Linked DNA regions of Homo sapiens: regions 2, 3, 4, 5, 6 and 7 are each linked to region 1. A link is a contact called in ENCODE Hi-C or POLR2A ChIA-PET data. All regions are on one chromosome and are shown on one strand. The core of a region is the stretch at or near the end of the contact, and the rest is flanking DNA. Distances in the headings are between cores, read along the strand shown.

Region 1 (2,938 bases), core at 48-2,547:
CTGACGGACCACGAGACAGCACCGCAAAGTATCACGTGGCCAGGGGGCTGAGCAGGCTCACGAGTTGTCAAGTCTCTCCTTAAAAAGCCACCAGTTCTACCTCCGTGATAACCCATTAATCCATGAATAGATCAATCCACTCGTGAAGACAGAACCCTCACGGTCCAACCACCTCTTAAAGACTCTACCTCTCAGTACTGCCACATTGGGGATTAAATTTCAACATGAGTTTTGAAGGGGACAGATATTCACACCATAGCACTACCTATCTAATACAGCCCATCACGTCCTGGTCAAAATCGATTCCACCATTCTGCTTGATTTTCCTCATATAACCCATCCCTATCTGATAATTTTGTGTTTGTTTCCCCGAAATCACTATCTTGTTCACTGTTGTCTCCCCAGGGACTAGAACAGTGGCCAGTAAACACTTGCTAATGAATAAAGTGCTTAACAAACGTGTCTTGATCAGTCTATCTCGCGTTTTCCCCACGACCCCTCTCCATTCATTCACAGGAACCCGCCAACGTTGCTATCCTTTCAGGAAGGTCCTTGGATCGTCATCGCTATCCCAAAGAGAGTCCGTTCTCCCACTTCAGGCGAGGCATTGCCAGCCTGGAAGCTAACGGGGTCTCAAGGACCGACAGCCGCGCCAAGACCGGGCACTTGCGTCTGACAAGCGCTGAACAGGGGCGGAGAAACAAGGCACCCCTCTACTCGCTTCCTGGAGCCTGCCGCCCTCCCAACCTTAAGCCCTGAACCAGGCTCTCATTTGGCCGCACTCGTGCCTCCCCTGCTGCCAGCACGGCGGCCGGTCCCGGTTACCTGCCTGGGATCTGGCTCAGGCGAACTCTCTTCACACCGCCATTTGAGGGAACACAAATGCCCGCTCTGGGCCACCGTAGTTCACAGAAAGTACAAGCTGGCACCTCCTCCCGCATGCGCAGAGACCGCCTTCGGCGAATAGTGTCTCTTAGCAACGGCTTTGAGTCCCTCCGCCAGGGGCGGAGCCTCGGAAGCCACCACGGGGAAGCTGTAAGGGGAAGTGAGTGAGACCAATCGGAGACGAATCTCTGCCCCGTTCGGCACGCCTCCCTTAACTGTCGCGAATGCAAAGGCAACTTTACGGCAGGCAGAGGGTGGGGGCTGCCGGGGGTAAGGAGGAGAGAAGGAAGCAACCAACCAACCAAGTCGTCCCTACTCCCTCCACCCCCACCCATCCCGGACCTGGTTTACGGCTCCAGGCTCAGGCTCCACTGCGGGCGCTGATTGGTTGTTGAAGGCTTGGTCCCATCCCAGTGACCCCAAAGTGCTGAAGGGAGGGGGCGGGGGTGGCCCAGTGCAAAGTGCATCCCGAAAGCCCCCTGTCCGGAGACCCCACGGCTGGCACTTCGGGCCCCGTATGACCTGGGACCTCGCCGTCCCGAGACCTCCTGGGTCCCTCCGTAGCTGGAAGCCTCCGGCCCGGAGCGCGGCAGCCCCCTGCTCCGAGCCCTGGACCGGGACTGCCCCCCCACCCGAGCCAGGACTTCCTCCCTGCCTCCCTGCACCTCTGCCCCAAGGCTGCCCGGCGGCCGGGATCGCCACCTCCTGCCTTCTCGGCTGTTCGGATGTTCGCCGGGCTGGGGCCGTGAGGCACCGAGGAGGATCAGGAACACCAGGGTCCGGCCCTGCCTGGGGTATTTCTTCAATGGAGAAGTTGGTGAGTGTAGAGGAGGCTGAAAGGAGGAAGAGAAGCAGCAGCTGAGGAGACAGGTAAAGTCCTTTACTTCCCCCGAGGGGAAGAGTGCTGGCTGGGAGGGTAGGAGGGAGGAAAATCTCTGCTTTTTCTTGCCTGCCCTTGCCACTCTCCAGCCCCTTTCCTGAGCTCCCCCCTCCCCACCTCTGAGACACTACACCACTCACTGGTTTCTGTTTTTCTAGGTTTGAGCTGGCTGAAGAAGACGCGAAAGCAGGAAGAGGTCTGCCCACCTATCAGAGAAGCAGAAGGCACAGTGCCTCTGACCAGCATCGTCTGTAAAGGTAATGAGCCAGCCCTCCCCTCCCCCGTTGTTTATTCCTGGCCCCTACCTCATTAAGCAGTGGTTTATTTTCAGGGTGGTTGCCTGGGAATGCAACCTTTCCTACCCCCCCCACCCCCACCCCCAGTTTCCCAGGAAAAACAAAAACATTACCCGTGCCTGATACTTAACATTTTATAACTTCTCTACCCAGGACAGTATTTTCCCACTTTCTTTCTGTACAGTGTGTTTCTGTGTTTTTCATTATCTTTTGGTACACTGTGCCATTTACTCTGCTCTGAGGCTTTGAGACCTTTTTGTAGCTACCCTCCCTTCCTTACTCTCATAGGAATTCCTCAATTCCTTGTTAATTGCTTGTTAATTCTGAATGACTTTCCTTTTTAATTAAACCACAATTTACTGTTTTCCCCCTTACTCTTTCCTATCACCTTTCTTCTACCTGCATCAGAAAAATCTTTTGAGTTATCTAACTGACAACGATTTGGTAGAGAAAGGTAAATTATTGGCCTGAGATTTATGAGTTTCAGAAAATAGTTTGATTTTATTTCCTACTAGAAAGCCAACCTGTGTACCTTAAGAGTGTGAATGGTATGAAGACAACATTATTACCCTGAAGCACTTAGGCATAATTAACTCTTTGGGCTTTCTGTGTGTTTGTGTGTGACAAATGTGGATGGGCTTTGAAACTTATAAAGATACAATGTTTCTTACACCTCAGATTTTCTAGGAGAACTTTTAAAAATTTGCACAATATCTTATTAATCGTTTGACTCAGGAATTTAAAAACAAAGGAACCTTTTGGTGTGTTTACATATCTGGGTCTTAATTTTAGCACTCTATAAAAAAGATTTCTCATTTTAAAACTTTTACGTAGAGTTTGCTGGATTGAAATTTAAGCATCTAATTCATGTGATCAC
Region 2 (2,805 bases), core at 296-2,795, 870 kb before region 1:
CCCCGAGTCCCCACTGCCATTCTTAAACATGTATACGTGGCTGGTCGGAGTCCCACACACAACAGCTGGGCCTTGGAAGGTCTTGGTTAACAATTCCTCGTGCCTCATTTTCTTCACTGAAAATCAAGCCGGAGGGTTAATTCCACAGAAGACATAATCATCCCTCCACCGCCTCGTTTAAAGAGAAGTGTCTTGTTAGAGAGTATTCCTTTTCCTAATCGCTGCAAATACTCAGCATACATCATCAACAGAAAAAAAAGAATGTGCTTATGCTGGCTGAGATGGAAGAAGATAGGCAGAATAAAAACCCTTTGTTTTTTCTAATCGCATACGTTTTGTGCAGAAAACGAACCCCGCCCCTGTTCCTCATCCATAGCTGTCTCCCCTAAACCCACATCTGTAAAGAAACAACTACTTTTGCTCTCAGAGTAGTAAGTTGAGATCCTTGCAATGGCAAGTAAGGGCTGCCGCCAGCCTCCGCGCACTCAGAATCTTCAACTCAGAAGCTTTGCACAATAATTTTGTATTCAATATTTTACACATTGCAAAGTATCTTCACTAAGAAGGTCAGCGCTAAGGACTCTTGCTCAGAACTGTGGGGCTAAACTGCTCTTACTTTGACACAGTTTAACTCACAGTATGTGGGGCAAGCTACGGGGAGAACTCATGCCTGTCAGCCGGAGAAAAGCGTCCAGTTTGCTCACGGGTCACTTTGCATTCATTACATCCCCATTGTCTGGTTTTTATTTTCCCCTTGAGTCAACAGCCAAAGCCGCAAGACCCCTGTTCCTCTCTCCAGATTGTTCGCGTGAGATTCCAGAAACGAAATCTCAAACACGCGGGCTGACAACTTCAGAAAAAGGTGGCTTCGGAGCCACAGGGGAGCAGCCCGTACGGGGACAGCCTGCGGCCCCAGCTCGACCCCCTACTCCCCGCCCACGCCTTCGAGGGTCACAGGCCCACACCCCGCTCCGCGCGCTCCTGAGCCTGCCCGGAGGCGGGAGGCGGCCGGCGGTCCTCGGGGGGTTGAGGGTCACCTGCAGGACCACGGCGGCAGCCCGGGGACGGGGCCAGCCTTCGCGTCCGAGCTCAGGGGCGGCGGCAGCAGCTCCAGGCCCGCTTCCCTCCAAGTCCCTTCTGCGAAAAGATGGGGCACCTCAACAAGAGCTGACAGGAAAATGGGGAGCGGCCCGGCCCCAGGGCTCCACGGCTCCACGGGCGGGGCCCTAACATTCCAGAGGGCAGAACCTCTGACCTCTGACCCCCAACCCTAGCCACCTGGGGCCAGCCCACGACAGTCGCGGTCACCGCCCCTCCAGCTGGAGCGTCCCCCTAGGAGCCCGGGGAGGGGCGGCCCGCCCGCGAACCCTCGAGCGAGGCCAGGTCGCCGTACCGCCATGAGCCCGCGCGGCTCCCTAGCCAGACCGCGGCCCCCTCGTCCAGGCCCCGGTACCTCAGCGCCCAGGCTCCGCCGCGACCGGCGACCGGCGACTCGCGACCCGCGACCCGCGACCCGCAGCTGCCACCGCGCCTGCGGATTGGCTACGAACATCAGCAGGGCCCCCCTGGGGGCGGGACTGGGGAGGCAGCCAATGAAGTCAGCGCTGGGCGGGCACTGGAGCGAGCCTGGCTGCGCGGAGAGCTCATCCCGGGACCACAGGGCCCGGGGCGGGGCTCGGGGCGGGGCTCGGGGCGGGGCTCGACAGGGTTCCACACCCCGGAAGTGGCCCTCGCCCCGCCCACCCGCCTACCAGGTCTACCCGCGCGGGCCCTGGCTTGTTTTCGCGTCTGTTCGGAGTAATAAGGCACCTCAGCTCCTCCCTCCCAAAGTGCTTGGCTTTCTGCTGAGCCGCAGCTTTCTCGCCCGTAAAGAGGCCTTTGACCCCACTTGTGGGTAATGATCTGTAGCTGTGACTCGGGGTGGATTCCAGTAGCGTGGGGTCCCCTGAGCCCTCCTGCGGGGAAGGGCTGGGCGCAGATGGGCGAGGGGTCTTTCTGCGGCGGGATCTGCGCTCCTGGGCCTTTGAGGGCCGCACCAGGGGAGGCATTGCCCCACCCCGAGAAGAAAACAGAAATCCACGAGTGTAAAACATGGATGCGGACAACAGGGACCAAGAAAACTTAAGTCGTGTTTATCAAATGTCAGGTGGCCGAGGATTTCTTAAGATGAAAAGTGGTGGAAGAATTCTCACACACTGGCCGGGCGCGGTGGCTCACGCCCGTAATCCCAGCACTTTGGGAGGCCGAGGCTGGTGGATCACGAGGTCAGGAGTTCGAGACCAGCCTGGCCAAGATGGTGAAACCCCGTCTCTACTAAAAAAATAAAAATAAAAAAAAATAAAAAAGTTAGCCGGGCATGGTGGCGGGCGCCTGTAATCCCAGCTACTCAGGAGGCTGAGACAGAGGATTGCTTGAACCCGGAGGCGGAGGTTGCAGTGAGCCGAGATCGTGCCACTGCACTCCAGCCTGGGCAACAGAGGGAGACTCCATCTCAAAAAAAAACAAAAACAAAAACCTCACACACTAAGGCACAAAGTTCAGAGCTTCTACTTAAAAAGGAAAACCAAAATTAAAAAGCAGATAACCTAGGGAAAATAAACTGAACACAACAAAGGATTAAAATCCTTCGCTGAGAGAGACTTCATATGAATAGGAAAGATGCTAAGACCTCAGCAGGTCTGAGGGAGACCTCAGAGAGACAGGAGCAGATAATTCAGCAAACAATGCAAATGGTCAACAGGTTGAAAATGTTTTTAACCCTCACTTGCAATCAGATTAAACAACAAAGCAAACATTAAAACAAGA
Region 3 (2,728 bases), core at 100-2,599, 530 kb after region 1:
AATACAAAGCTTATCAAAGGATAATAAATAAAATCATGTTGATTTGAAGTATATATATATATACATAAACCCTCACAATTGTTTAGAATTTAGATCAACAAAATATTTTCCCTGGCAGGAGTATTTAATCATGCCTGGTAATTAGAAAAACAAACAACAGCAACAAAAACACCAGTCGTCTGACTTAGTAGATTTTATTATTGTGACTTCAGTGACAGTGTGTCACCTCGCTGCCTGAACCCAGGCCCACAGCTCCCACTACCCCGCCCTCACTTTCTATTTCCCTAGCGCTTTGAAGATTCCATTTTACCCACCGCAGGAGAACATTATGAGGCTAGGTAATATAATCCCCATTTGACAGATGAGAAAGCAGGGGGCCCAGAGAGGCTTATCCAAGGGCCAGCAGGAGGGGACAGAGCCTAGAAGCTGGTTCTGCAGGGCTCAGCTCCCACTTCTCAGGGCACAGTCCCGACTAGCCCCTCTTATTAGTGACCGTGGGTGGGTCTACTCCCCACAGTTCCGGCTGCCAGACTTACCCAGGCTGTGCCTCATCCTCGCAGTACCTACCTGCTCTCAGCTTGGAAAGAACCTGGAAATTCATTCACACCCAGGTTCTGAGGGCTGCTAACAGGCTTCTTTCCCAAGAGGTAATTGCCTTTATCAAAGAGGGTGCTCTTTAATGAGCTGAAAGAATGCCTCTGCAAGTCGGGCCTCCTCCCTAGGCTGCTGGGATCACTGGTACACATCTGTTCTCCCCCATCTCACCTCAGGAGTAGTTTGCTCCCCAGGGAGGAGCCCTGCCTGAGAGTAAATCCAAAGAGACGTCCCACAGTTAACTCAGCCTCAAAAGCATTTGGAGTTGCAAACTAAATGACATAGTCTCATGACTTGTGTCTGATTCTGTGGATCTAAGAAAATCCAGTTTCTCCCTAACTAACGCCAGCATCCTACAGCCTAGCCTCTGCCTGGTGAACACAGACAGCCTTGCCGGGGCCTGGCAGAAGGAGTGCTAAGAGGACAGGGCCTCACAGACCCTAGAAGTGGGTCTCACCCTTCTCAGCTCACTCAGATGCTTTGTCTCCAGAGTTCTCAGATTTACAAAGCTTAATGAGTGCCAATTTACTCATTATTGTCCTCCCAGGCCTCACAACGCATTAAAATCCTTCTGCACAGACAGATTAGGAGACAAGCCTAAGGAAAACGTACATCTGCTTTAAAAAAAAAAAAATGCAGTTTCAGGTTCCACTTTACATCAGCCAGGGTTTAGTTACAGGAAACAGAAACCACTCTAACAATTTTAAGCAAAAAGGGGTTTAGACAGGAAATTAGGGGCTTACCGTTTTATTGAGAGGCATGGGCCAGGCCTATTGGCGTGGTGCCCGGAAAAAGGCCTGGGGACCAGCCGGCTGGGCTCTGCTAGCCTGACTCCACTCAGCCAGGTGGGGGTCGGGAGGCTCCCAGTGCTGTACCATACCTGCCTCTTGACCCCACAAAGGGACTGAATGGACCCTGGAACGCTGCCACAGGAAAAACAACCACCACAACTTTGCTCGCCAGCAGAAACGGCCAAAAGCAGCAGGAGGAGAGTCTTGGCCTCTGAATCATAGTGGTGTGCGAAGAATTGGCAGGACTATGGATGTGCTGGAGCTGGCTCAGCCTAGTGACAGCCAACGGTGCACGGCAATTCCAATTCCAGGTCCAGGGACACCAGGGGATAGCAAGATTGAAATTGACCACAGTGGATATATTTACACCATGGAAATCAGCAAGCACTAACAGCCGGGTTGCTTTTGTTTTGTGTTGTTTTTTTGTTTTTTTTTGAGAGCTGGTTGTTAAACATTGACCACCGGGCATAACCCATTTCACATTTAGAACTCTAGCGGCAAGGGAAGCGGGAAAAGCAGTGGCTCACCTTCCAGCCTTTGAAGGAACAGCGAGGAGAGCACACAGAATGCTAGCTGCCAAGCCGTCCTCCATGACACACACTCCTAGGAATGTACCCTGCAGTAAATTTGCACATGTGTGAGGGATGAATGGCTGCTGATGCTGCACTTTGCTAGTAATTACGTGGAAGCAACATTTCTTAACGCAATTGCTCTTGAGCATATGTGAAGTTTATTAACCCTGGAGCTAGGGAATTGGCAAGGGGACAGAAGAGTGGGTTGGTTCAAAGATGGCTTGGAAATTGTTGATTTGTATCTACAGGGGGGAAAGAATGCTTGCATAAGCAGCTAATTAAGAAGAGGCAGCTAATAAGGTCAAGCTTACAGTTTCATTTAACATGATCGTTAAAACGTCATTTCCCTATCGGCTGGAACAAGCGAGGTTTGAGGCACAGTAATCTTGGGGGTGATTTCTAGAGAGGCCAACCTTTCATCCGAAATAATAAGAAACACATCCAAGGTGCACTTCATCTGTGGCTCTTAATTAGACAAAGCTACACGGTTTTGTGCCCCAGCTGAGCTGGACGAGAGCCCGTCAGCTCCAAGGCAGCAAGCATTGTCAAGCAGAGGTCACAGCAAAGCGCCAGGCAAGCAGGGTCTGCACTGGCCTCTGGGCTGCTCAAGCTTCTGGTTCTAAGGGACTGAATGTGCAGGTCGCCCAGCCCTCCGTATTGTTTTTATTTGACAATAGCCAAATATGGCAACAAGTTGCTATGCACTGAATTGTGTCCTCTCTAAATCCATATGTTGAAGCCTGAATCCTGCAGTGTGACAGTATTTGCAGA
Region 4 (2,942 bases), core at 190-2,689, 590 kb after region 1:
GATGTTTCAGGGCTCTGCGTCATTCTCCAGTGAATCTGAGAGGGGCTAATACCAAGGTCACGCTATTCCCAGGAACTTCTAGCCCAGCTGGGAATAACCATCAACTACCCATATCTAATCTTTGGTTAACAAATACCTTCCACAGTCTTCATTAGCAAATGTCCTTCTTGTCCGCTGCAAGGAGAGCCAACATTCTCATTAAGTCCTCGTTCTTCCTGTTAACTGTTTACATGACTGTCCTTCAGCACGTACACGGTTCAGCCTCAGCTACAGACCATCACTGCTACAGAGCGACAACTTCCCATTCGGACTTAGGCAGCGTTTCAGTTCATTACAGAGAAGTGGTTTTCTCACCCTTTTGTCCTGAAAAGTGGTTCAAAGAAAGTAAGCGTTGTCTAAATGTCAAGAGACCGTAACTGCTGGTAGCCAGTCACGAGTTTTAAACATTTAAATTACATTCTCATATGCTTCCAGGTAGGCTCCACGGGTAACTTACTGTCCCAAGCAGGACCTTGTGAGATGAAAGAGTGGGTCTGTTAATAATCAGGCCGAGACCACCAGCATAAACGGTGGCGGTCCAGACTCTCAGGACGCATGGTTATCCCACTGTCCCTGCTAGGTCTTTCCTAATTAGTTTTGTGTAGGCTTTGCCAATTTTCATCTAATTAAGTTCAAGGATTACGTTTTGTGTTTTAAAAACTGAAATTGTCATGGAAATTAAGCTGGGACTTTAGTGGTTAAAAAAAAAAAGAGAATTATTATGAATGAGTCCTGAATGGTTACTAATTCTGAAACCTAAACACCTTTTAGAGAAGCCTGACTCATTTCAAAATAATTTTGAGAATTAAGCTTAGCAAAGTAAAACAAAAGCTGTTGCTAGTAATTCAAGGCTTCTGCATAAGACTATAAGTAAAGCGATAAAACTGAAACAATATATTTTGCAACTGAACATTCCATGTCTACATCATCAGCAGAGACTGTGGTAGGAGACCCTTATCTGCAGTCCGAAAACTATCTAAACTCCCATGTCTTCCCTTCACAAACATCTGATCTGGGGCAATCAGTTGAATGCACCAGGCATCGCCTTAACAAAAAAAAAATGAAGTGGCAGACGTGGCAGCATGATGCAGGATGAATACATGCAGAACCATCTTTAAACAGATGAGGTCCTGTGCACACACGGCACTCAATATTTACTGAACGCTCCCGTGAAAGGCGCCGTACCAGGCAGTGAAAGCCCAAATGTCACGTACAGAGAAGAAACAAGCGCGAACACAAGATCGAGCCGGCGAGCGTGGCGGGCGAAAGAGTCCCAGCCCGGGCCTGCCACGAAGCGGCCACCAGGCTTCTCTCCCAAGGTGTTTCTAAACCCGGCCCACCCAGCACCAGGTATGGCCCTCTGGCCTCCACGCCCGTGCTCTCTCAGCACCCTCTCCACTCCAGTCAACACGGACCACACACCAGCGTCACACGTGACCCAACATGTCTCTACGAGAACGTGATATAAGCTCTAGTCTAGGGGACTGCCAAAGCACAAACTAAATCAAAAATAAAATTAAAAACAAACTTACAGGGACAAGGTGGATGTAAGCCAGAAGGGATGGAGCTCGGGGGGACCAGGACGTGCCACACAGGCCCAGTGCAGCCGGGTTTAAAGGGAAGCTAGAAATCCAGCTGTTCTGTGTCAAGTCTAACTGAAGTGCTGGCAACCAGTTCAAGTGAGAGAGAAAGGGAAAGGGACAGAGAAAAGGAAAAGAGAGAAAAAAGAAATACAAGCCAAAGTATATCTGTGGGTCAAATATGACCTACAGATTCACCTCCTTCTAGGATATTTTTCATCTACACCTGACTTTTTGTAGAATCTTATTCGACATAAAGACATTCAACGCCGTGTTAACGTATAGCATTTAATGAAGAAATGTCTTACTTAAAAAACCCAACCACCCCCACCACCGCCTAAAGACTCCAGCGGCGCTGGGACAGTGGAGGCCTGGTGAGTGGGGACAGCACAGTGGCGCTGTGGGCGGGGAGCAAGGGTTCCCGCAGCCCAGCTCCACCACTTGAGTCCTCGGAGGAAGAGCAACTGCTCTAGAAGCCCTGGGGTCCCAACCCAGCTTTGGGTCATGCGTTACACTCAGAACTGTCAGTGTTTCTGTCATTACACAGTGTTGAGTGCGGTGGGGTTAAATGCCACAGGTTTGGACCCTAGGTTTTGAGCACGACCCCTGTGAGGCTGAAGACTCCACGTCTGCCATCTCCAGTTCATATGAAGTCTGAGGGGGGACTCTCACTTCACAGCTACCTCACAAAGGCACCATTCTGAAAGTTTTCTTTCAAAAAAGAGGGTAAGAAAAACACTGGAGAGGGGACTGAGGGAAGAAGAGGGAGTGGGTTTGTTTTTCTGGGGAAGGGTGGGTGGGGAAGGGAAGCTAGTAAAGCTTTAAATTCCATAGTGTCAAATTCCCAGGGAAGCAATATGAACAGTTTTCAGAGCATAGGCAACCAACAAAAGCAATCCCACGGAGAAGTGACAGGCTTTTCAACCCTTGGGGCTGGAACAACTGGACATCCAAATGCAGGAAGATGAAACGAGACACAGACCTTACCCTTCACAGGATCACAGGCCTAAATGCAAAAGGCAAAACTGCAAAACTCCTAAAGAAAACAGAGGAGAAAATCTAGACAACCTTGGGTTTGGTGATGACTTTCTAGACACAACACCAAAGACACACTCCATGTAAGAATTGATAAACTGGACTTAATTAAAGTTAAAAACTTCTGCTCTGCAAAAGACACTGCCAAGAGAATAAGACAAGTCACAGACTGAAAGAAAATATTCACAGACTTATAAGACTTATCTAAAATATACAAAGAATTTCTAAACTCAAAAATAGGAAAACAACCCAATTAAAAAGTAGCCAAAGGCTTTAACAAGCACCTTG
Region 5 (2,700 bases), core at 181-2,680, 560 kb before region 1:
TGGGGAGACGCCATCTGCCATGCGTGTCAGACTCCAGATTCCATATGGTTACAGCAGGGTTTGGGAGAAGTATCCACAGAGCTAGGATTAGAATAAAGTGGTGCTAATGGTGTGCAGTTGGGAAGGCAAAGGAAACTGTCAGGAACTCAATGGAAAAAGGGTTGAAGAAAATTAAAGGGAGATCAGGAGAAATAAAGGAAAGTATAAAGGAAAAAGACAAACATCTCTGCCACTTTAAAGGTCAAAGAGTAACAATAACATAGAAAGGCTCTTTCACCTTGCCAGGTTCAACAGTGGGTTGCATTCTGGCTTCTTTAATAAAGTTCACACCATGGGATTCTTGGGCGCTTCTTCCAGGTTCCAGGCTCTGTCCTCCACTCATGCCACCCCATCTGAAACAGCCATTTGTAATCCAGACCCTCCACATCTCCACCTTACCCTGTTGCCCAGGTGCAGTTTTTACTTGTGTGTCCAATCTCCCCGATTTTCTGGCACTCATTTCCTAAGGTCAGGTTTTCTACTTTTCTTCACTTACTAGCATGAATCCATGTAACCATAGGTTCTTATGAAAGACTCATGACAACTAGATCGTGCCATGCAATAATTCAAATTTTGTTGTCCAAATATTTGTGTGTGTATAATAGCTGTACAGAAGTCCTCCCTTATCTGTGGCAGATATGTTCTAAGACCCCCAGTGGATGCTTGAAAATAAGGCTAGTACTGAACCCTGTATATACTATGCACAGATTTCTTTCTTCTTTTTCTTCACAATTTCATGGGTAGAAGATTCATTTACTGTAGATCTGAGCAACCTCAGCATACATTTGTTTTTCTTTCCTTATTAAGTTGAAGACGTTTACCTTTTCACTTACAGGATGCATTTTATAGCTTCTTTTTAGTACATCTGAGTTGCCATCATCACCACTCTTGTGCTTTGAGACCAATATTAAGTAAAACGCAAGAACTACGACACCCTACAGTTGATCTAACTGAGATGGCTACTGAGTGACAACCAGCAGGGAGCAGAGACACTGTGGATCCCCTGGACAAGGGGATGATTCACGTCCTGGGCAGGACAGAGCGGGATGGTGTGAGATTTCATGACACTACTCAGAACAGCAAGCAACTTAAAACTGATGAACTGTTTCAGAAATTTTCCTTTTAATATTTTTGGGCAATGGTTGACCACGGGTAACTGAAACCACAGAAAGTGAAACTGCAAATAAGTGGGAACTACTGTACATAATACATATATATATGTATATGGTGCATGTAGATACATTTACATGTGTGTATGTATATATGTATGTGTATGTATGTACGCACGGATCTATCTTGTTAGGAATTGCAAGAGCTTCAAAATCTATTATCAGATCATACATTTCTTTAGCCAAACAATAAATCCTCTTTGATGAGTCATGGCACTCGCATATCCAGTTTAAGAAAAAGTACAAGGTCAGATGGTTCAGAATAAACAAATCAACAAATGAGCAAACAAAACCAGCCTGGGGCAGGGAGCCAGGCACTTGCTGTCTACAGTCTCTAAGGCAGATCTTAGGTGCTATTTTCTCCTGTTTTTCAATTTCATTTTCTTCTCTGCTCTAAGTAATTCCACTCATTCTTTAAGTCTGATTCACATGATTTTACAGTCAGGAAGGGAGTGTAAGGAAGTGGGAAAGAGAAGTGGTGGGGAGGCAGAAATCGAATATTTATCAAGTTACACAATAAAAAGAAATTCAGAATTCTAACACGTCCTCCTTTGTATAATAAGAAAATACATTCCCTGAGCTAATACCTGCAGAGCTCTGGCTCATGCTGAGAGCGTGGTGCCAATATCTCAGTGGGCAAAACGGGAGTAAGCAATAATCCAAAACACAGGCCAGCAAACTCTTACGTGTGGGCTATGTCTGGCCTGCGGGGTTATTTTTGGACAACCCAAGGGCGAATAACAAATTTTACATGTTTTAAAGGATTATGACTCAAAATACAGAAAAAAATATGCCAGAGACCACATGTGGCCTGCGAAGGCAAAAATATTTATTCTCTAGACCTATACAGATGAAGTTTGCTGACCCCTGTTCTACGGAGATACTAAGAACTTGCTTCTGAAATTGCTTTTAGTCTGAAGTGTATTTGGCTTGAACTTGGCTCAAACGTGGCAACACGGCAGGACTGTGGTCCATCAAGCCAGAATGACTCTGAACTTTCTGTAGCAATACACACACTTGATGTTATCTATCGTAGGCTTAGCACAGCTCTGTGGCACTCATTAATAGAGTCTGCACTCATGTTTGTTTATGTCACTTTGTTTTGTAGGTGTTTTCCTACATGATCTTCTGGTTTCAGTTTTGCAGTGCAGCATGGTTCTCTCTTAGAAGATACATGGGAGGCAAAATCACGAACTTGATATACTTGCCCACTTGTTGCAATGATCAGAGGGCTCTGTTATGGCACTTTGAATTAATCTGGAATCTAGTTGAAACATGAAGATGTGATCTGATTACCTCTCATCTGTCTTTCACAAACCTGGGAAATTTTTGATCACTGTTTCTTAAATGATTATTTTCTGCTCCATTTTCTCTCTCCTCTCCTTCTGTGACTCCAATTACCCTTATGCTAGAATGCTTGATACTATCCCACAGGTAACTGAGTCTTGCTCATTGTCAACAATTTTTTCCTTCCCATTTTCTAGACTGAATA
Region 6 (2,746 bases), core at 204-2,703, 610 kb after region 1:
CCAAGATCCGTTTCCCATGAAAACACTTTGGAAAGAAGCTTTTATGTGGGCTCACTTTATACAAATAACACTTCAGAAAATAAACGAACACTCATTAAATTATGCACCAAAAGAAAGTAAACTGTGGAAGCTAGAAGAGACAGCAGTGTTAGATATTAATTAATAGGCTACAGAGAAGAAGAAATACATTTATCATCTGTGAGAAAACATGTAGGTTTGTCATTTTATTTTCCCTACACAGAAGCAGCCATAATGGCAGAGAGAGTGAACAAATATTCCCAGGGTTTTGGGGCACAGCCTAAAATAGTCCTCCAAAAAATACCAAATTTCTTTTCTCATTTTTAATCATAAAAATTCACACTAATTTGCAATGATACTCTAGGACACCCATGTTTATCTCATAAAAAAAGTCTCTCTCCCAGACCTCAGGTAAAATTAATGTTCTAGGAACGTATGCCACGCATTTCCACTGGCTATCCAGTACCACTCTCGCGTGTCAGCACATTCCAAAATTAGTTTAATTTAAAAGAAACAAGACCAAACAAAACAAAGCCAAAAGGAAACAAACAAAACCTAAAAGGGGAAAAATCCTACTAAGATAACTGAAACAAATATTGTCTAATATATTTCTCAGAAAGGGTCTACTCTTGACAAATGTTTTTTATATTAACACAGCATTTGCAGTCAAAAGAAAAATAAGCCACTCACTATCCAAAATGGGAATAAAAGTCTTTTCTTCTATACCTCATTTTTGGAAATAAAAAGTCTTTGGCTGAAAGCAAAGGAAAGAGTTACGTCCACATAACCCTTCAGAATGGGAAGAATCAGCGTCACCAAGTCTTCACTTCGCCAACTAACAACAGTATTTTAAAAATTGTTCATTCTGATTTTTAGAACCAACTCATGATGCTGGCTATCTGTGAACAACAATACCTTCTAGTATGTTATATAATATTTCATTTCAATGTTAACAGGATATTTTTCTTAAATTTCCAGGTGCCTCTCTCATATGCTCTGTATCTGTTAATTCATCAAACACTCAAGTGCCTCATATGTTAACCTCTAAATGGAATACAGAAATAATTAAGACAAGACCCAATCTACTAGAAAAAAAAAGTTGAATATTTGGCACAAATAAACACTCAAAGAAAATAGATCTTCCAGAATATACTATCCAAGCAAATATTCAGTCTTGCTAAATTTACCAACAGGTTTTTAAAATCCTCTGAGAATGAGGGCTGCGTTGCCATGTGACACAGGTAGTACCTGGAATCTAGTAACTAAAATTGAAAAGCTTATTTCAAGATGGAGTTAGGCTTCTTGCCCCTGCCCCACCCGTTGTCCTGAAGTAAAAAGCCACTAGTGGGGTCAAGCAAGATAGGGTCCCCAGATGGGGTGAGGGTGGGCTGGTGCAGTGGCCCAGCCTTGGGGCGTCAGGTAGGCCGCCAACCCTTGAGTTGAGTCACATAGGGAAGGCACCGGGAAGGAGGCATTGCAACAGAGGATTGCTCACTTACAGCGGAAACTGATGCAGTAAGTAAATGTGGCTGAGGCCAATGAGCAGCTAGATTTCTCAACTGTCAAATAAAGCAATTACAAATACAGAAAGGGAGAGAAGAGGAAGAACCCTTTGGGGTTGAAATGGGATTTGGAGTATCAGGGGGAACCCAAGGACACACACACACATGCACATTTTCCCCTGGTCAGCCCACTGCTCAGGAGTGGGCCAGCCAACACCCACAGCAACGAGCACACCCACAGTCTAGATCTTGGCTTCTAAATGTTTTCCACTAAAAAGAACCAGAGACTCTTCGAGAGATGGCAGACTGCAAGGCTAGGGCAGGGAAAAAATAACAGCCTGAAACATCTTAGTATGCCAGAAAGAAATTGCTCAAACAGTTATAGGGGCATATCAAAAAGATACAGAAGGCCAGTCATGGTGCCTCATGCCTGGAATCCCAGCACTTTGGGAACCCAAGGCGGGTGGATCATTTGAGGTCAGGAGTTCGAGACCAGCCTGACCAACATGGTGAAACCCCGTCTCTACTAAAAATACAAAAATTAGCCAGGTATGGTGGCGGACGCCTGTAATACCAACTACTCGGGAGGTAGAGGCATGAGAATTGCTTGAACCCAGGAGGCGGAGGTTGCAGTGAACCGAGATCGTGCCACTGCACTCCAGCCTGGGTGACAGAGCAAGGCTCCATCTCAAAAAAAAAAAAAAAAGAGATACAGAAGCCTGCAACAAACAGCAGCCACTGGACACGTCTAAGGTGATGTAAACATGGAAATGTATAATAATGGTAAGAGATTATAACTCATTAAATAAAATAGGAATACAAGAGTGTATACTCATACAAGCACACACATAAGTAAATGGGAAAAGGAACAAGCTTTTCCTTACTTTCAACTAATAAAAGTAGAAAGAATAACTGGATTAGAAAATCACCATTTAGCAACCATCACACTATTCATTTATTCTGCCAAGAAACATCAATTAATGCTAAAACTATTGGGGGTGGGAGTTTGATGAGGAACAGGATATTTACAGTCTCTCCACAATGACACTCACTAAATATAAAAAGACAGAGAGTAACTTTACAGTGGAGAAACCTGGCCAGGTTTTCCTAATCACTCTACCTTAGTTAAATGACCAAAGTTAATACTACCAATAACAGAGCAAACCAAAATCACAAACTGTTAGGATACAAAGAGAACACAGCAACGCTTCTGTAGTATCTGCACA
Region 7 (2,700 bases), core at 12-2,511, 900 kb after region 1:
ACTGCCAGCCCTGTGTGTGACTCACGGTGAGGCCTCAGCAGCTGTTCCCTGCACCCCCATCTAAAACAGCTCCCTGCACCCCCATTTCTCACTGGCAAGATGAAGCCTCAGACCTGGCAATCTCGCTCCACCCCTATTTAAACAAGGCAGAACCTCTGATCTGGAATGTTCCCACTGCAGCCTCTCCCAGAGCCTTGGGAAGGAGTTGGCTAATACAATGCTGGGTGGCAGGGCTGTGCCAGCAGTGCAGTGATTTTTAAAATATGTGTTAGAGCCCTGGGTTTTTCCTATAAATGAGATGGTCGGCCATCATCCTAAATGTCACTCCCTCACTATTAGGCCACAGTGATGTTCCTAAAAGAGTCAACAGTAAAGACCTGTTTGTAGGTATCTAGGAGCCGGCAGCAGACCCTGGGGACACAGGACCAAACGTAGGGAGGTTTCAACTCTGGATCTCCATCGATTCTGAGCACCTCGGTGACCGGGGTGGGCTTCAGGCTTCCTGAGCTGGGGCTACAGGAGTGCAAAGGGGTTTTATGATGAGTCCATGTATTAAATGAAATAAGGGCCCACAGAAAAGAGAAGGCTGGGACCGCAGGTGTCCAAGAAGCAAGGCACAGAGGCAAGCAGGTTCCTTCCCACACGCAGCTGAGGTCCACTCAAAAGGTGATCCTGAAGAAATTATGCTAGAATCAGCAGAGTGGGCCTCGGCTGAGTGTGGAATCCAGCCCACTACTTGCTGGCTGTGTGACCCTGGACCAGGCACCTACCCTCCTATGCTTCCGTTTTCTCTGCTGCAGAAGAGGCTGCCAATGATGCCTTCCCTTAGGGAGTGAGCCAGGCCGTAATTCAAGGCTAGGCAGCACCTGGCAGCTGGCATGCTGGCAGCAGACCTCCTGACACACGTGCCCTTGGTTTGGCAGATGCTGGCAAGGGTTGTGGTGACAGCGGACACGTGAACCACGACAGCTGGAAGGGAACAGTGGAGGGGAGGGCACTATGCTGAGTCACATTTAGACCTCACTAAAACCGAAGTGGTTCCTGTTAACTTGCTTTGGTCTATGTGGTGGATTTAGGGCTTCCAAAAATCCTCTTAAGGCTTTTTATATCCTCCTCACTATTTATAGTCTAAACTCCCCCAAATCCCCAACCCAGACAAAATCATTCCTGCTATGTTTTCTTTCGATGCCAAGCTCACCAGCAGCAGAGAACATAGCTGCATGACATGGGGCCCGATAGGCTGCTCATGCCTGTGCCCCTCCCTCCAGGAGTGAGACTTGGGAAATCCTTTACCCTCTGCAGGTTCTGTGTTTATCCTTTGCAGGGTCACCTGCCACAATGTCCAACTCCTGCCACCCACAGGAACTCCAGCAATGCTACTGATTCCCACCATCCAATATTGTGATTTTTCAAAGGTTGAAAATTTGATAAGCAAACAACACATATGTGGCCCAAATAATTTTGCATCTGGGTCTTTTCATCTGGACTGAGGCCAATGCCCTTATTCTTCTTCCTTCTCCTTCGGAGCCCTTTCTCCCTCCATCCTGTAAAAGTAATCTTTCATTAGAAATCAGCAAAGTGGAACAGTATACTCCCTCCTGAGCATGTACCAGTCACAGGTCACAGGTGATCACCACTGTCAAGAAGAAAGTCTAATTCAGTCCTCACCTTTGATAGACGGGAAGTCTGGAACCTTCTTAGTCACGGCCTCTCAGGCAGAAGATAACAGAAGACTTGCCACAGTGCATGGCAGGGCCACAAGACAGCAGGAGGGGAAGTGACACTCAAGTCCTGTCTCCTGGAATAGGCAGGGGATGGTCCAAGTGAAGTGGGATTGCTCAGGCAGGAGGAGAAGAGGCAGAGGGGCACTGTGGCTAGGGAAGAGGCTCCAGCCCTGACCACCTGGGTTCTCATCCCAGCTCGGCCACCTCCCAGCTGCCTGACCTCAGATGAGTCCATTGACCTCTCTGGGCCTCAGTTTTCCCAGCTGAGCATAAAATGGGCATATTTGTGTCCACCTTAAATGAATTAGTGTACAGTGCCTGGACCTGGGCCTGGCACTCAGACAGCATTATGTGAGAGCTGTTCTCATCAGGCCAGAGGTTTAGCAATACCTCATTGCTACTTGTAAACATGCCTGGTTCTGGAAGTGTCTGTGTGGGTGTGTCTGAGTTAACACAGACATGCCCCAGGCTGGCCAACCCCACAGGCCGGACTTGTATCTCCCCCAGCAGAGACCCCCAGGCCAGCCTCTCCTCTCCCTCCACAGCCCAGACCTAGAAGGACTGCACAGCCTGGGGACCTCAGCTCCTTCCCCTACGTGCCTGGTGAAAGGAGGGAAACAGGCAGTGAAGAAAGAAGGAGCAGAGGAGGAGACAAAAACTCACCTCTCCTGAACCCTCTGTAAGGCTTTTGCATGCATTCGTGTCTGAGCTCCTAAAGTCCGTGTCCTGTTTTACAAACAAGAAAGCCCCGATCCTCCGAGGGAGCCAGGGCTTTGCCTGAGGTCTTGTCAGGTGAACAGTTAGGGTTCTGGAATGGGTGGCTGTGAAGGCACAAGGCAAAGGCAGAGGGAGGAGCCTGGGCAGCCACCCGGCCCCATCTCTTCCTGCCACGCCGTGAGGGCATCCTCAGATAAGGACCCAGGCACAAGAACCTTGACGGGAGGGGAGAAGGACACCCCGGCTGGCCCATCCCCAC

Evidence for each region. Hi-C counts contacts between places; a loop is a spot of excess contacts on that map. ChIA-PET counts read pairs that join two places held with the same protein, here RNA polymerase II (POLR2A). Pooled maps may share reads with other maps.
Region 2: a loop to region 1 is called in a map of CD8-positive, alpha-beta T cell, with 17 times the contacts of the local background. The contact joins the promoter of LYSMD4 here to the promoter of ASB7 in region 1. A Hi-C loop is called at or near these places in 8 of 168 maps with a recorded cell type or tissue (B cell, CD4-positive, alpha-beta T cell, CD4-positive, alpha-beta memory T cell and 3 more), 1 of 37 single-sample maps with no recorded cell type and 13 of 50 pooled maps. POLR2A ChIA-PET finds 5 or more read pairs at or near these places in 1 of 52 experiments (HepG2).
Region 3: a pooled map shows a loop between it and region 1 (11-fold over the local background). The contact joins the enhancer-like site here to the promoter of ASB7 in region 1. A Hi-C loop is called at or near these places in 3 of 37 single-sample maps with no recorded cell type and 11 of 50 pooled maps.
Region 4: a pooled map shows a loop between it and region 1 (4-fold over the local background). The contact joins the enhancer-like site here to the promoter of ASB7 in region 1. A Hi-C loop is called at or near these places in 3 of 37 single-sample maps with no recorded cell type and 11 of 50 pooled maps.
Region 5: a map of endothelial cell of umbilical vein shows a loop between it and region 1 (2.3-fold over the local background). The contact joins the enhancer-like site here to the promoter of ASB7 in region 1. A Hi-C loop is called at or near these places in 1 of 168 maps with a recorded cell type or tissue (endothelial cell of umbilical vein). POLR2A ChIA-PET finds 5 or more read pairs at or near these places in 1 of 52 experiments (activated T-cell).
Region 6: a pooled map shows a loop between it and region 1 (4-fold over the local background). The contact joins the enhancer-like site here to the promoter of ASB7 in region 1. A Hi-C loop is called at or near these places in 1 of 168 maps with a recorded cell type or tissue (naive thymus-derived CD4-positive, alpha-beta T cell), 3 of 37 single-sample maps with no recorded cell type and 13 of 50 pooled maps.
Region 7: a loop to region 1 is called in a pooled map, with 3 times the contacts of the local background. The contact joins the enhancer-like site here to the promoter of ASB7 in region 1. A Hi-C loop is called at or near these places in 2 of 50 pooled maps. POLR2A ChIA-PET finds 5 or more read pairs at or near these places in 2 of 52 experiments (Panc1 and activated CD4-positive, alpha-beta T cell).

What each region holds. Positions count from the first base shown.
Region 1 is chr15:100,601,292-100,604,229 of GRCh38, forward strand. ASB7 (ankyrin repeat and SOCS box containing 7) reads left to right here and starts at 1,298. Exons shown (of 6, transcript NM_198243.3): 1 at 1,298-1,755; 2 at 1,924-2,022. It overlaps LINS1 (lines homolog 1), which reads right to left and starts at 893. Exons shown (of 7, transcript NM_001040616.3): 1 at 830-893. RefSeq lists an enhancer at 811-1,150 and silencers at 1,321-1,580, 2,031-2,080.
Region 2 is chr15:99,731,892-99,734,696 of GRCh38, forward strand. LYSMD4 (LysM domain containing 4) reads right to left here and starts at 1,546. Exons shown (of 3, transcript NM_001284417.2): 1 at 1,454-1,546; 2 at 1-116. The coding sequence starts at 108. RefSeq lists silencers at 996-1,105, 1,146-1,875.
Region 3 is chr15:101,126,387-101,129,114 of GRCh38, forward strand. All of the region lies in intron 1 of LRRK1-AS1 (LRRK1 antisense RNA 1), which reads right to left. Among named protein-coding and RNA genes, the nearest start is that of LRRK1-AS1, 24 kb to the right of the region's middle. RefSeq lists a silencer at 470-519 and enhancers at 810-859, 1,150-1,259, 1,470-1,639. Within about 2 kb of position 1,350, at least 37 of the 41 ENCODE cell types and tissues checked have a DNase peak (open chromatin) inside an H3K27ac peak, as active enhancers do.
Region 4 is chr15:101,187,857-101,190,798 of GRCh38, forward strand. All of the region lies in intron 2 of CHSY1 (chondroitin sulfate synthase 1), which reads right to left. Among named protein-coding and RNA genes, the nearest start is that of LRRK1-AS1, 37 kb to the left of the region's middle. RefSeq lists an enhancer at 1,632-2,519. Within about 2 kb of position 1,440, at least 12 of the 41 ENCODE cell types and tissues checked have a DNase peak (open chromatin) inside an H3K27ac peak, as active enhancers do.
Region 5 is chr15:100,041,686-100,044,385 of GRCh38, forward strand. All of the region lies in intron 18 of ADAMTS17 (ADAM metallopeptidase with thrombospondin type 1 motif 17), which reads right to left. Among named protein-coding and RNA genes, the nearest start is that of ADAMTS17, 300 kb to the right of the region's middle. Within about 2 kb of position 1,431, at least 12 of the 41 ENCODE cell types and tissues checked have a DNase peak (open chromatin) inside an H3K27ac peak, as active enhancers do; they include endothelial cell of umbilical vein, where a contact is called at or near this core.
Region 6 is chr15:101,206,503-101,209,248 of GRCh38, forward strand. All of the region lies in intron 2 of CHSY1 (chondroitin sulfate synthase 1), which reads right to left. Among named protein-coding and RNA genes, the nearest start is that of CHSY1, 44 kb to the right of the region's middle. Within about 2 kb of position 1,454, at least 9 of the 41 ENCODE cell types and tissues checked have a DNase peak (open chromatin) inside an H3K27ac peak, as active enhancers do.
Region 7 is chr15:101,499,235-101,501,934 of GRCh38, forward strand. No RefSeq gene overlaps it. Among named protein-coding and RNA genes, the nearest start is that of PCSK6, 11 kb to the left of the region's middle. Within about 2 kb of position 1,262, at least 9 of the 41 ENCODE cell types and tissues checked have a DNase peak (open chromatin) inside an H3K27ac peak, as active enhancers do.